Regions from separate parts of the Mus musculus genome. Here regions 1 and 2 are each linked to region 3. A link is a contact called in ENCODE Hi-C or POLR2A ChIA-PET data. All regions are on one chromosome and are shown on one strand. Each heading gives the region's core, a stretch centred on a gene start or an enhancer-like site at or near the end of the contact. The rest is flanking DNA. Distances are from core to core; before and after follow the strand shown.

Region 1 (4,268 bases), core at 309-2,808, 81 kb before region 3:
TGGGTCATCCATTTTGTCCAGAAACTGGTCGAGCTCATCTCGTGTCCGCAGGGGCTTGTAGATACGTTTGCCATCCAGGTCATAACCCACATGTGGGAATTCATCGTACCATGCCAGGGGCACATTGCCCACAGTGTTCCGAATGTCCTGTAGCATAGTCACCACGTCAGCACCTGTCCCTGCCATGCTTGATCCTCTTCAAACCACCCAAGGGCAGAAGAGCCACTCAAGATCAGCCTCAAGTGCCCAGAAGCCAAGTGACCCAAAATCCGCCCTAGCCTTGGCCCCGATGTCTGACGTGGCGCGGCAGGGGTGCTATGCCCCTCCCCCAAGCCCTCGGAGGCGCCTGAGCTTTACCTTCACATTTTCCACTGAAGTGATGCCAACCCTAGCCTCCCCCCTCACTGGATTCCTTGGCCAAGGCTCTGGGCAGCCACAGACAGGGATGACCTCATCGCCTATGGGCTCCCTCCCCTGGCAAAAGCCTTAGGTACAAGTGGGTAGTTTACAAGGCAGGAACCATGGGAAGACCCCACCCCAACCTCAGGGAGACAAACCTGTTCTGCTCGGCAGGTGGTCAAGGACCCCCTTCCAGCACCACTGATCCTCCCCCTCCCATTTCAGTGGGCAGAGCAGCCACATTCCTGGACACACATTCCTGGTTTCAGCCCCTGCCAGCCACCACCACCCTCACTCCTCCCAGCCTGGGGACTGCTGCCCAGGCGGCCACTTCCTGCAACAGTAGCCACAGGGAGGAGGGGCCCAGACATAACTAGCACAGATGAGTGCCAGCAGCCCCTCAGCAAGACCCCTTGGGCCTCGTCCCACTGCACCTGTCCACACCAGCCCAGAAATGCCCCATGCTCTTGCTGTACGCTCTCCACCTTGAGGGCCACTTCCGAACTGGAGGGATGGAGAGGTGCCGATCTTAGCTCTTATCCACGTGTGCACTGGCTTTGAGAAGCCCCATGAAGCATACAGCAAGGATGGGGGTGGGGCCCCCAAGCAGGATGGGTCAAAGGGGTAAGATCTGGCACAAGGCACAGGCCATGGAGTCAAGTCATGCCAACCACACACACCCATTTCTAGACTGCTACTGCTGGAGTCACCCCCATGAGTGCACACACACACACACTCTCTCTCTCTCTCTCTCTCTCTCACATACACACACACACACACACACACACACACACACACACACACACACACACGGCCTGGCACAAAAGACCCAAGTGCACATGGAAGGAGAGTCAGACAGGGTGTGGCCAGGCACTCAGGGCCAGGGCAGCTGGGTGAACTTAGGCATGCCAGGAGAGAAAGCCTCTTGATTCTTGATTTATTCTCTTCTGCCCTGTAGAATGGGTGGGATGGGCACCATTGTCTTGGGGCACTAGTAGCACCCCAGAAACGCTCCAACCAGAAAGATGCTCGGGGGCCCTCTAGGCACGGCTATTAAAAGGGAAAAGGTGCACGCACGAGCTCTGAGTAAACTCCTCCAGGCCAGAAAGGGAGGCGGAGGCCAGGCGCGGGGGAGGAGCTGACTGCTATAAAGGCACTGCTCGGCTGGCGGCCCCACTCCAGTCCGAACACATGTGCCCGCCTCACCCGGCAGCCGCCACCGCGGGGCGCAGCGGAGACCCCTGGCCCGGCGGCCTGTGGGGACCTAAAGAGGCGGCATGAGCAGCGCACGGTGGAGCTGACGCCGCGCCCCCTGCCCGGCCCATGTCCTTCGCCATGCTGCGTTCAGCGCCGCCGCCGGGTCGCTACCTGTACCCTGAGGTGAGCCCGCTGTCGGAGGATGAGGACCGCGGAAGCGAGAGCTCGGGCTCCGACGAGAAACCCTGCCGTGTGCATGCTGCGCGCTGTGGCCTCCAGGGCGCCCGGCGGCGGGCAGGAGGACGGAGGGCCGCGGGTAGCGGGCCAGGACCCGGGGGGCGGCCAGGCCGCGAGCCCCGGCAGCGGCACACAGCGAATGCGCGCGAGCGGGACCGCACCAACAGCGTGAACACGGCCTTCACTGCGCTGCGCACACTCATCCCCACCGAGCCAGCGGACCGCAAGCTCTCCAAGATTGAGACGCTGCGCCTGGCCTCCAGCTACATTTCTCACCTGGGCAATGTGCTGCTGGTGGGTGAGGCCTGTGGCGACGGGCAACCATGCCACTCGGGACCCGCTTTCTTCCACAGCGGTCGTGCGGGCAGCCCACTGCCACCGCCGCCGCCGCCACCACCACTGGCCAGAGACGGCGGCGAGAACACCCAGCCCAAACAGATCTGCACCTTCTGCCTCAGCAACCAGAGAAAGTTGGTGAGCAGGGCTGGGAGCACCGAGGGGCCCCGATGTACTCACCAGCCCACACCTGCCAGGCAGAGAGGTGCAGGGCAGGGGCAGCATTCCCTAGCATCTACACCTGCCAACAAAGCTGTGCCCAAAGGAGGGAAGGGCACAGAGGAGCCATACCTTGGGACACAGACTCCCATTGGTAGTGGTCATAGGGACCTGCAAATACAGGATCAAGAAGTAATGCTGAGATGGGCCACCCAGAAGTTCCGGGAGGGAGGGCAGGCAGCAGGAACCTGGCAGGGCAGAGGGGCCTTACTTTCAGGCTCGTTTCCCATCAAGTTGAGAAGTGAAAGGAGGTGAATTCAAGAAGTAAGAAGTATATCTATACGCTTCCATCCAGAGGGGAACAATGTGAAACAGTGAGGCAGTCAAAGGGATGCCCCCACTAGGCTGATGTGCCACTACCCCTCCGCCCCCGCAGCCCACCTCCACCCCAAGGCTTATGGGCACCTGCTGCCTCTCCCCTGGTCTACTGAGACCTGCAGTAGAGGGGCTAGGGGAGAAGGCTGAACTGAGAGATGCTGGCCAGCCATGATTTACTGCTCTGGCCGCACTTGGTGGCACCGGAAAAGCAGGGTGAGCAGGGAAAAAATACAACGGCTTTCCCCAATCCCCATTTCCTCTCCAGACAGCACGCGCAAGCTCCTGGGGCCTGAACATCTGGGAAATTTAATTTTACAGTTTCGGCTCTGCAGCAGTATACTCCCCTCCCCAAAATGCACTGTGGGGGTGGCAGGAGCCCGGGATGGGGTGCCCTAGCACAGGCAGTGCCCCCAACAGGAAGCCAGGAAGGTTCGGGCAGTGCTGGGTGACACTAAGTCTCCACTCAGACCCTGACACACCCCCATCCCCTCTGCAGAGCAAAGACCGTGACAGAAAGACGGCGATTCGAAGTTAGAAGGAGGAGGGTCCACAGCAGCCAAGAGGTGATGCCACTAGTGAAGGTGGATGCCACTGAAGAGTCACGGAGAGCCCCACTTTGGACCTGATCTGAGCGCAGGTCCCCAAGAGCACGCTCACCAGGCCAGACCTGCCCCAGCTATGAGCAGGGCCTATGAACAGAGAGATGGACAGGCGGGTGATGGCTTGACTCTAAGCAGCCGAACACTGACCCAGGCCCACTGGGACTTTCCATGCTGGCTCTCTACCTGGGCCAAGTGTTGGCATCTTGTGTCTTTAATATGATAATATAAAGTCTGGAAATTTTGTATAATTAAAAATGAAACAGTATCTTCCAAATTGAGGCAGACTACCCTCTTGAAAGGATGTGAACTCACTATGACCCTAGCTCTCTCACCCCATCTTCCCAGAGTGAGGACAGGGTTAGATCACCTATCAGGAGTTTGTACCAGGGGTATATGTGTGTGTGTGTGTGTGTGTAGGGAGCAGGGAAGGGGGAGAGGCGCTGTGTGGTGACTGAGATAGAAGGAGAGAGGAGAGGGCAAGCCCACTTGGCTCATGGTAAATAGCAGCAAGCAACACAGCAGCCCTGCCTCCTCCGATGAGGGGATCAGATGGGGACCTAGGCACGGGGATGTTTGGTTTCACCAGCAGTGTTCCATTAAAAATGGGTACAGGGAATAAGCACTGCTGTCAGCCAAGCAGGCTAGCAGGCCTAGATGGGCCCGAGGATACCATCCGAATAGCAGCTACCTACATGTCCCCACTGGTACCCACGCAGGCCCAGAGAGGCTCTGGGTCCACGGGCTGCCAGAGCTTCTGATCTCTGCCTCCAGCTGCACACTGGAAGGATTCCTAGCCATCCAACACTCTGTCCTACCCAGCTCTCCCAAAGACCCCACTGGCCTCTCAGCAGGCTCTGTGCACAGCTGGCCGATCATTAAAACCCTGCAGGTGACAATTAGTTGAGTGGTACAACAGAGAAGAAAGGCCAGGCCTGACTTCTGGCTAGGTAGTGGGTGGAG
Region 2 (4,931 bases), core at 601-3,100, 120 kb after region 3:
CAGAAGAGGCAGACCGATGACTGTGGCAACCCAAGCTCCAGCGAGACAGTCTTCATGTGTGCTCGGCCCTGGGGCCAACATAATGATGGCAGCAAAGGTCTGGAGCAGGAAGCCGGCAGCTGCTCCTCGACTGGACTGTTGACACCGGGAAAGAGAGACACGTTAAGGGAAAAGAAGCCATTTAAAAGCAGCCACTTTTAAGTAGGAAAGAGTTTGGGACTGTTAAGGAGTCCCAGCCTCCCATGGGAGGAGCATCATCCTCTTTCTAGTGGAGGGATCTACATAGTTTGTGAAAGTAAGAATATTCACCTGTAGCCGGGCATGGTGGCACACACCTTTGATCCCAGCACTCAGGGGGCAGAGGCAGGCGGATTTCTGAGTTCGAGGCCACCCTGGTCTACAAAGTGAGTTCCAGGACAGCCAGGGCTATACAGAGAAACCCTGTCTCGAAAAACCAAAAAAAAAAAAAAAAAAAAAAGAATATTCACCTGTACAGAGCTCACCGCTGCATGCAGGGACACCCCTGCCAATACCAGGTGGGACAGGACAGTGCTCCATTCAGTCCTGGGTTTGGAAACCATGACACGTTGAATAGTAGTGAGTTTGAGGAGATAGGAAATGAATCTTCAAATTAGGAGAGAAGTACACACAGAGGCTGGCGATCTGGAGTCCTTAGTGGAGCTCTTCAGGAACCTCGAGTTCCAGAGACCTTTGAGTAGACATTAGAAGAGATTCAGTTCCAAACTTTTTGGAGCCCTGAGGTCACTGGACTCACCTGCAAGGAAGAAGGACTAATTTCCTGGGGAAGGGGAATGGGATTGGAATCTTGGCGCCCAAGCGTGGTATCAGCCCAGGGACTCAAAACGGCAAGAGGAGCTGTCTCTTGCTGTGGTCTGGGCACGGTCCTAGTTATGGCCTTCCATGCCTGAGAATGATAGAAGGGAAGAAGCAGCAGCGGAGCACAGGCAGCGCACAACACCTGGAGACGCGGAGCTGAAGGCCCGAACCCGCCCACAACAGTCTGCCCCGCCTCCTAGCCCGCCCTCCCGAGGCGCGGATTGGAGCAGCCGGCTTACATCCACTAACGAGAGGAGCTCCGGCTAGAGCGGCGGGGCGGGGCCTGTGGAGGGCTGCGGAGGCTCTAGAGGGGTGGGGCTGGGAGCGCGGAGGTGGCGACCAGAGGTTCAGTACTAGTTTGTGGTTTAGATAGTCTCTTTACATTACCCTGGCTGTCCTGGAACTTCCTGTATAGACCAGGCTGGCCTCAGACTCACTGAGATTTGCCTGTCTCTGCCTTCTGAGCGTTGGGATTAAAGGCATGCGTCACAGCCCATGATCTTCGGCACGGGTTTGCTGGAGCACTGGCATTGCGAAGCGCCCCGGGTCTGAGCCGGGAGATGTAGGTGGGGCTTCGGGGCAGCAGGCGTGGACTGAGAAAAGAGGCGGCACTTCGAGGGGTCTAGGCGGAGCTGTGAGAAGGGCCGGGGTGGGGCTTCCAAGGGTTATTGCTTAGCTGTGGGAGGGGCGAGGTTATGACCGAAGGGGAGGTCTGGGCCGGGCTGGGTCCGGCTCCCGGGGAGGGGTGGAGTCTGGGCGGGGCTATCGAGGGAGAAGAGGTTGTACACCTGAGAGCTGAAGGCTCGGTTCCCTTGCGCGTTTCTTGGTGGGGGTCTTGATGCGGGATTCCCAAAAGAGACTAGACAGCGGCTAGAGGTCTTTGCGAAAGAGGGACTAAAAACCGCTTGATAGGGCCTTAAGTACAAGTTTTGCAGCTCTTCGCAGTCGCCCCTCAGTGAGGGCCCTCCGCCCGTGGAAGATCGTCCGTGGGGGCGACCGCCGCGAGCATGCGCATGGGCACTGCGGCGGGCGGGTGCAGAGACCTGGTGCGGGGACGCGGGGCGGCGCGAAGAGGTGCTCTCTGCCGCCCCGCGCCCCCATGTACGCCTTTTACTCTCTGCTCATCTACATCTTCTACAGTCTTTTCCGCAGGGATGGCGGGGCTGCGGCGGTCTCGGACCCCGGGGATCCCACCCAGGTGAGCGGAGTGGGCCTGCATCACGGTTGGTTACCACCATCATTCTGAGATTTGGTCGTGGCTGACCTGTGCAGCTTAAATCCTTAGGTACCTGCTCTGGGAAATAGGGCTGTTCAGAGACCAGTATGGTCTCTGTTGTGGGGTCAAAGATCTCAGCCCCAACCCCTTGGCCCATTTCAGAAGCGAAAGGGTCGCACATACTGCCAGTACCCTCACTTGCACCTCATGCTCTCTTCCCAGAAAAGCGGCGGCCAACCTAGGGGTCGTCGCCGTCCGGATCAATTCACATCAGAACTGTGGTCCGAGCTGAACAGCCTGGCCGGTAGGTGCATACTAGGAGCTGCTGGGGAAGGAAAGGTCCGGGGGATACCTGCAGTTGGTGTACTGTAACCTCACCGGGAGGGAGAAAGGCCTCTCCTCCATCTAGTAATGCAGAATGCTTTTTCCTTTCTCACTTGGCCTCCTCAAAGGCTGCTCAGAATCTGAGGATGGCCAGAAAGGAGCGGAGGGTGGAGCAGCTGAGGTGTCCCTGGAAGAGGCACTCATGCGTCTTGCTGAGTTCCTCTCCGTCCAGTTGGGGGCAGAAGAGAGCTGCGGGACGACTCCTGACCTGGGCAAGGTGAGCGATACCGTCGCCAGCAATTATTCCTTTCCCTAGCCTCTGTGGTCCTCTCACTCCCAACACCTCTGCTTTGGTTCTTACTTCCTTCACAGCCTGGTGAAGTCCCCCCACTGTTGACAGTAACAAGTCAGCTCTTGGCCCTACTGGCATGGACACGGAGCCCCCGGGGGAGGCAGGCCCTGCTCCAGGGGACTCAGCCAACCTGCCCCGTGCAGCCCTCCACTCTAGATGGTCTGTAAAGAGTATCACCATTAGTGGAAGGAGCAGGATCTATCAGAACTAGCTCTGCTCACTATGCCAGACATCTCCTCACTTGTAACTGGCCTCATCCCTCTCCAGGGTCTCTTTCACAAGAAGAAAGCTCCTCTCAGCCCACTCCCATCCTGGATGAGGTACCAAGGGATGAGACCCAGGAACATCAGCCTCTCCAATTGGAGGAGGAACAGAGAGTTTGGCAGCGGTTGGAACAGCTCATTCTTGGACAGGTAAGGACTGTCAGCGACTGGGTGGGTGTGAGACCTAAAAAGGCATTCTGTCCTGTCTCTGACTCCTCCACAGCTGGAAGAGCTGAGACAACAGCTGGAGCAACAGGAAGAAGAGCTGAGTAGACTTCGTCTGGGAGTGGTGAGGCTTTTGGGGTGGGCATAGGGAACAAACAGGCTGAAAAGTCAGGGGAATTTCAGGTGGGTCCTGATGATATCCCTCTCTGTCAGGGGGTGACAGATTCAGAGAAGAGAGTCCAGCACCTCACATTGGAGAACGAAGCCTTGAAACAGAGCTTGAGCCTTACTCGGGACCTCCTGCTACACTGGGGGCCTGGACCACTCCCCAGACTTTCCCAGGTACTCTGCCATTTGGCTGTTATGCTAACTGCAGCCCAGGTTCCTGTACACCTGGTATCCAGCAACAGTACCTGAACCTCCTCAGGTGGGGGCCATCTCTAACTATGAACAAAGTCAGTGAGGTTGATTGTTGTAAAAATCACCCCACCCCCACCCCCATTCTTGGTCTCTCTGTGAAACCTCAGGAAAACAAAGAGCAAAAAGCCTAGGTCAGGGAGCCTTGCATGAAGTTGGGTACCATGGATTTAGCCATTCTTGTTTTGGCCTGAGTCTGTGAATTGGAACTATAGGATACTCTTTCCTGAGTTTGCATTGGCTTTCCTGAGTTTGGCTCTGTGGCCCCATCTGGTTCCCACTCTCTATAGGAGGAGGCAGGGGCACTGTTGGAGCTGCAGGGCCAGCTTCAAGAGGCCCAGGACACCACAGAAGCTCTCCGAGTCCAGGTGGCCTAGGGAACCTAGGGATAAGGCGGGATGGGAAGCTGGGGGTGAAGTCTGGGGCAGGGCCTGGTGCCTGTTTCCTCAGTGACAGAAGTGGGCTTGGGAGGGACAGCTGGGGGCCCAGGAGCTGCAGCTGCAGGGCCTTCAAGGGGCCCTCCGGCAGCTCCAGCAGGAGACAGAGCAGAACTGCAGACAGGAGCTGCAGCAAGTTCACGGACAGCTGGCAGGTAAGGGATGAGAAGATGGTTTCAGGCCAAGCTCTGCAATCTGCTTTTCCCCCCTCTCAATGGCCTTCCTCCCCTAGGACTACGGGCACGGATGGCCAGCCTTCGTCAGGGATGTGGGGACCTCCGAGGACTGGTCAGCACCTTTACGCAGAGTTGCCAGGGCTCGCTGAGTGAGGCTCAGGGCCAGGTTAGGACCACTCCCTTCCTGGTACCTTTTCTATAAGCAGTCTGTGCACTGTCTGTCCCAGGGGAGCCTCTGTTACTGTTTTCCCTTCCCGTCCTTCAGGAGCTGCCTGGACCAGTGGGCCAGTTGTTGACACTTGGATCAGAGTAATTTCTGAGCAACCCAAAGTGTCTGTCTTTCTCTTTTCTTTTCTTTTCTTTTCTTTTTTTTTCTTTTCTTTTTTGAGACAGGGTTTCTCTGTATAGCCCTGGCTGTCCTGGTGGCCTCGAACTCAGAAATCCACCTGCCTCTGCCTCCCAAGTGCTGGGATTAAAGGCGTGTGCCACCATTGCCCGGCTCTTTCTTTCTTTCCTTCTTTTCTTCTTCTTCTTCTTCTTCTTTTTTTTTTTTTTTTTTTTTTTTTTTTGGTGGTAGGGGAATTGAGACAGGGTTTCTGTGTAGCCCTGGCTATCCTGGAACTCACTCTGTAGACCAAGCTGGTCTCAAACTCAGAGATCCACTTGCCTCTGCCTCCCAAGTGCTGGGATTAAAGTACTTGCTGCTGGGGTTGAAAAGATGGCTCAGCGGTTAAGAGCACTGAC
Region 3 (4,825 bases), core at 1,506-4,005:
GAGCTGTTGGCCAGAGAGCCCCGTCTGCCCTCACATATACCAGGCCTACCACCCCAAGCCACCCAAGCCCAAATCTAGTACTCTCGGTGTCCCCAAGGAGTTGGACGAGTGACTCGTGTCTATACCCCTCCTGGACCCTGGCAATGAGGAGTCAGGGAGCACTCCTCTGGTCCCTAAGTGAGACACGGCAGCAAGTGGTTCAAGATCCACAGAATTAGTGAACGGTGCACTGACCTGACCGTGCTTGGGGTAACTCGGGTACCCCTCAGGTTGAGGGAGCACAAGGCTGGGTGTAAGCCCCCAGGGGTGCCCGAGAAAACAGCCAGGGCCTGTTCCAAGTCCTTCTCGCTGAAGCCTTGGCCACTGAAGTCCAGCTCCCTCAGGGTGTGATACCACTTCCGGGTCAACAGGGGGCTGCCATCCTTAGCCAGGGTCAAGCCATCAGATATGCCATACAGGCCCAGGTAGAGTTGCTCCAGCTCTGAGATGGGAGAACTCGGTGTGACTATTAGGGCACTCAGTGACCACCCCCACCCCACCCCGACCCCCCCACACCTTCCCAAGCAAAGCCAGCTAGCTGACCTTGACATGGCAGATGACACAGACCGCTAGGAGTGACCCTAGCGCAGCCTCGAAGGTCCAGCATGCGCAGTTTCGGGGAGCGATGGAGCAATCGGCCCAGAACCTCATTGCTCACAAAGTTGCAGGTGGAGCCAGCCAAACAGAGCTCCTCAAGACTGGGGAAGCCTGGTCCCTGGGGCACGCCTCGGCCACACGGCTTGGGAAGCCAAATCAGATTCAGCAGCCGCAGCACCTAGGAAGAGGGAAGAAGAAGGAGGGAGGAGGGACAGGCTGCAGATATGGCAAGGGGTGGCAGGTGGGAGACAGTAGGGTATAAATACCTGCAGCTGGGGGCAGCCTTTCTGCAGGGCTTCCACAGGCAGCTGCAGGGGTGTGTTGTTGCAGTTCATGCCAGTGCTGACCTGGAGGACTTGGAGCTGTGGGCAGCAGTTGTCCTGGAATGGTGGGATAAACACTGCTAGGTCAAAGGCCTGGGCTGGTCCCCACTGAGCCCTTTTCCTGACCATCCCCAGCCTACCAGCAGTGCGCCCAAGATGGCCGTCGTCTGGGAACTGTAGGTCAGCCACAGTTTACGCATTCGGGACCCGGCCTCCTCCAAGAAGCTCACCACAGCTGTGGACTCCACCTGGGGATCCAGCCCAAAGGTGCAGCTCATGCATGTCACAAGGGCCCAGGCGATTTCAGGGTCCCCCACCCACCCACGGCAAAGGACTCACCATGGAATGATGTAGGTCCAGGCTGTGGAGCTGGCAGCAGGCTCTCGCTAACATGACCAGAGTTTCAGCAGTCACAGTGTGGCAGTCTGAAAGCTTGAGGAAGGTGAGCCGAGGGCAGAACTTGCTAACCAGCTGTAGCAAGAGATAGAGAGAGAGAGAGAGACCATCCAGGGTTGTGGAGGGCAGGTAAAGGTCTATCTACAGGGACACTGGTAGTCATGACAAGCCTATCCTATAGTCCCAGCTATGACTCCATTCTGTCCACGCCAGGCCTACATGGAAATTGCTGTCTCCTCCAGCAATTTCCTAAGATGTCAGCAAGACGAAACTGAGCAGGCAGGCAGACAACTCTGTGGTACACCACCAGGGCACCCTCCCCATAGTAGACCACTCAAACGTGACAGCTTGTGTGCAGGGCAGTCTCCAGCTCTTACCTCCAACACAGAGTGTACTTGAGACTTCCAGTGGATGAGGGTCAAGCTCTGGAGCTGAGAGAACCTGGGCGACAGCAAGGCCCGGCTGTAGTTGTGCTCTTGTCCTTACGCTGCCCCCTTCTGGACAGAATCCTCCCCTACTCAACGCGGATGCAGGGAAGACAACAGACAGTAAGATGACAAGGAGCCCTCACCGATTGGGTACGAGCCACTCCAGGCAAGCAAGGAGCTTCTTCTCTCCCTTAAGGTTGCCCTTGCCAGCCCGGCCAACCAGCGAGGGTGACAGGGTCACAGTATGCCAGAGTGAAGGATGGGAGGTGGCTTCGTGCCAGTGACGGCAAACGCGTGCAGCCCTAGGAGAAGAAAAAGTTTGCTGAGAGTGCGTGGCCTTTTGCGGGTAATGCCTACAATGGAGTGTTTTAGGAGCAGCGCAGCGGTCTTAAAGCCTGCCGTCGCCCGTTCTCAGTGCTAGGCTTTGAGCTCTAAGTGAAGACAGGTGCCGGAGCACTTGTGTTCGCCCGATGTGATGCCTGCTCTGCCCTCTGCTCTGCAGCACCCGCTCAGTGCGCCAGTCTCTACCGCGGCAGGCGCTGTTGGTGTACCTGCCAAGAAACGGCATGGGCCCATGAGCCGCAACCAACAACCCGAAAATATGCACCAGGACTTCTAAGGGAATACGGTCTCCCCAACCAGAGTCCAGGCCCTGATCGAGCGACGGCTCCGGTCGGGGTTTGGTCCTGGGCTTGGCGACAGCCGTGGGGCCACGAGCCAGTGACCTCGGAGCGCGGCGACGGGCGCGCCGGTGCGCACGAGCGCGGGGAGGCTCCAGGTCCGGCAGCACGAGCAACATGCTGTCCGCTTGCAGCAGGTGGTACCCAGAGCCGCGAGGTGCCAGGCGGTCCCACCACCAGTCCTCCGCCGAGCGGCCCCGCGCATCGGGCCGCTTGGAGCTTCGAACTCGACGTCTAACTCGCCTAGAGGCCACGGGAGCCATAGCCCCCGGGAGCTGAACTAAAAGCGGAAGGTGGGTGGGCAGAGAGGAAGGGGCGTGGCCCCTTAGCTCACTCCTTTACACTACACTTAGCTTCCGGGGGTGGGACTTCCGCCGCAGTCTAGCGCATTAGCCGGCGTCTTACTACAACCCTTTGGCTGGGGTTTGGCTGCCTTCCGGGCTAAGTGGCGTGCTCCCGGGGCTGGGCGGGCTGCTCCGGCCCCACGCCCCTGATGCACCGCACTCAGCCGAGGAGCCCAGAATCGAATCAAGTCAGCCAGCCACACCTCTTGCCGATCCACGCCGGCTGCCTGAAGTTAGCTGTCATCCAGTCTGGTTTAGCCGCGCCAAGACTTGGTCCTCCGCAAGCATCAAGGACTGGCTCTTTCGCTCATCTTCCTCCCCGGAACCATGCTTTAAGCCAGCTTCTCGCTCCCCCGCTTGCCAGTCTTGTACAGAAGGGTCCCGGTGCAGGCTCCATGGTAGGTGCAGCTCCTGATCTATCCGCCGCCTCCCTCCAGGTGCCTTGGTTTTGCAATCTGGCCACCTCAGACCCTGACTCTGCCCACTCGCATGTTTTTTTGTTTGTTTGTTTGTTTTGTTTTGGTTTGTTTTGGTTTGTTTTTTGTCTCCGTCCAGGTGAAAAAGCTTGACTCTTTTTTTCTCTAGAATAGTTAGAGAAGCTTTGGATCTACGTGGGAAAAGGGCGGACTGTTACCTTCGCTTTGTCCTGGAGGGCCCGCTTTGACCTTTGACCTAATGGCAGCACCTCCGCTGGGCCGACTGGTGCTGACCCATCTGCTGGTGGCCCTTTTCGGCATGGGCTCCTGGGCTGCTGTCAACGGGATCTGGGTAGAGCTGCCGGTAGTGGTGAAAGAGCTCCCGGAGGGTGAGTGAAGTGGGCGGAGGTAGGCTGCTGCTGTTGCTGCTCTTCGTTCCTTAGCCTGGTGCCTTTACACTATCTCCTCCTTCCACTGCAGGTTGGAGCCTCCCTTCCTACCTCTCTGTGCTTGTGGCGCTGGGAAACCTGGGTCTGCTGCTGGTGACTCTGTGGAGGCGTCTGGCTCGCGGCAAGGGCGAGCAAGTCCCCATCCGAGTGGTTCAGGGGCTAGGCATAGTGGGCACAGGCCTACTGGCCTCTCTGTGGAACCACGTGGCCCCAGTGGCAGGAAAGCCGTACTCAGTGGCCTTCCTAACGCTGGCGTTTGTGCTGGCATTGGCCTGCTGTGCTTCTAATGTCACTTTCCTGCCCTTCTTGAGCCACCTCCCACCCCCCTTTTTACGGTCTTTCTTCCTGGGTCAGGGCCTGAGTGCCCTCCTGCCCTGTGTGCTAGCCCTGGGTCAAGGGGTGGGCCGCCTTGAGTGCCTGCATGTGCCTGCCAACAGGACCACTGGGCCTCCGATCGAGGTGTCTCCCATTAATTTCCCTGAACGGTTTTCTGCCACCACGTTCTTCTGGGTGTTGACTGCCCTTCTGGGCACTTCAGCAGCTGCCTTCCAAGGCCTCCTGTTACTACTGCCATCCCCGACATCTGAACCCACAACAGGTACAGGGCTTCGGGTAGAAACACCAGGAACAGAGGAGGAAGAGGAAGAGGAAGAGGCCTCACCTTTGCAGGAGCCACCAGGCCAGGTGGCAGGCATTGTTTCCAGCCCAGACCCTAAGGCCCATCAGCTGTTCTCTTCCCGAAGTGCCTGTCTACTGGGCCTGCTGGCCATCACCAATGCTCTGACCAATGGCGTGCTGCCCGCTGTACAGAGCTTTTCCTGCCTGCCCTATGGGCGCCTGGCCTACCACTTGGCTGTCGTACTGGGTAGCTGTGCCAACCCCCTTGCCTGCTTTCTGGCCATGGCAGTGCTGTGCAGGTGCTCACGGACTCCCAAGCCCCCATGGGGAAGAGCTTGAGGTGGGCCAGGGCCTGGCACAGCCAGTCCTGATCCCAGCCCATCCTTGGCAGGTCTCTGGCAGGGCTGTGTGGTCTGTCTCTGCTGGGCATGCTCTTGGGCTCCTACCTGATGACACTGGCAGCCTTAAGTCCCTGTCCTCCTCTGGTGGGCACCTCTGCAGGTGTGGTCCTCGTGGTAAGTACAATGGGGACATG

What was found. Hi-C counts contacts between places; a loop is a spot of excess contacts on that map. ChIA-PET counts read pairs that join two places held with the same protein, here RNA polymerase II (POLR2A).
Region 1: POLR2A ChIA-PET joins it to region 3 with 41 read pairs in Patski. The contact joins the promoter of Scx here to the promoter of Fbxl6 in region 3. A Hi-C loop is called at or near these places in 1 of 37 maps with a recorded cell type or tissue (T-helper 17 cell). POLR2A ChIA-PET finds 5 or more read pairs at or near these places in 3 of 5 experiments (Patski and embryonic stem cell).
Region 2: POLR2A ChIA-PET joins it to region 3 with 22 read pairs in embryonic stem cell. The contact joins the promoter of Kifc2 here to the promoter of Fbxl6 in region 3. POLR2A ChIA-PET finds 5 or more read pairs at or near these places in 4 of 5 experiments (Patski and embryonic stem cell).

What each region holds. Positions count from the first base shown.
Region 1 is chr15:76,455,880-76,460,147 of GRCm38, forward strand. Scx (scleraxis) reads left to right here and starts at 1,559. Exons shown (of 2, transcript NM_198885.3): 1 at 1,559-2,307; 2 at 3,203-3,589. The coding sequence starts at 1,723. The coding sequence ends at 3,241. It overlaps Bop1 (block of proliferation 1), which reads right to left. Exons shown (of 16, transcript NM_013481.2): 4 at 1-147.
Region 2 is chr15:76,658,731-76,663,661 of GRCm38, forward strand. It overlaps Kifc2 (kinesin family member C2), which reads left to right and starts at 1,851. Exons shown (of 18, transcript NM_010630.3): 1 at 1,851-2,035; 2 at 2,276-2,357; 3 at 2,506-2,654; 4 at 2,750-2,888; 5 at 2,997-3,142; 6 at 3,216-3,281; 7 at 3,371-3,499; 8 at 3,865-3,942; 9 at 4,052-4,166; 10 at 4,244-4,353. The coding sequence starts at 1,937. It also overlaps a transcript of Cyhr1 not described here.
Region 3 is chr15:76,535,991-76,540,815 of GRCm38, forward strand. It overlaps Fbxl6 (F-box and leucine-rich repeat protein 6), which reads right to left and starts at 2,756. Exons shown (of 9, transcript NM_013909.2): 1 at 2,335-2,756; 2 at 1,927-2,085; 3 at 1,733-1,796; 4 at 1,299-1,430; 5 at 1,100-1,207; 6 at 903-1,016; 7 at 583-814; 8 at 235-481. The coding sequence starts at 2,726. Slc52a2 (solute carrier protein 52, member 2) reads left to right here and starts at 2,840. Exons shown (of 5, transcript NM_029643.4): 1 at 2,840-3,205; 2 at 3,393-3,612; 3 at 3,704-4,589; 4 at 4,682-4,805. The coding sequence starts at 3,483.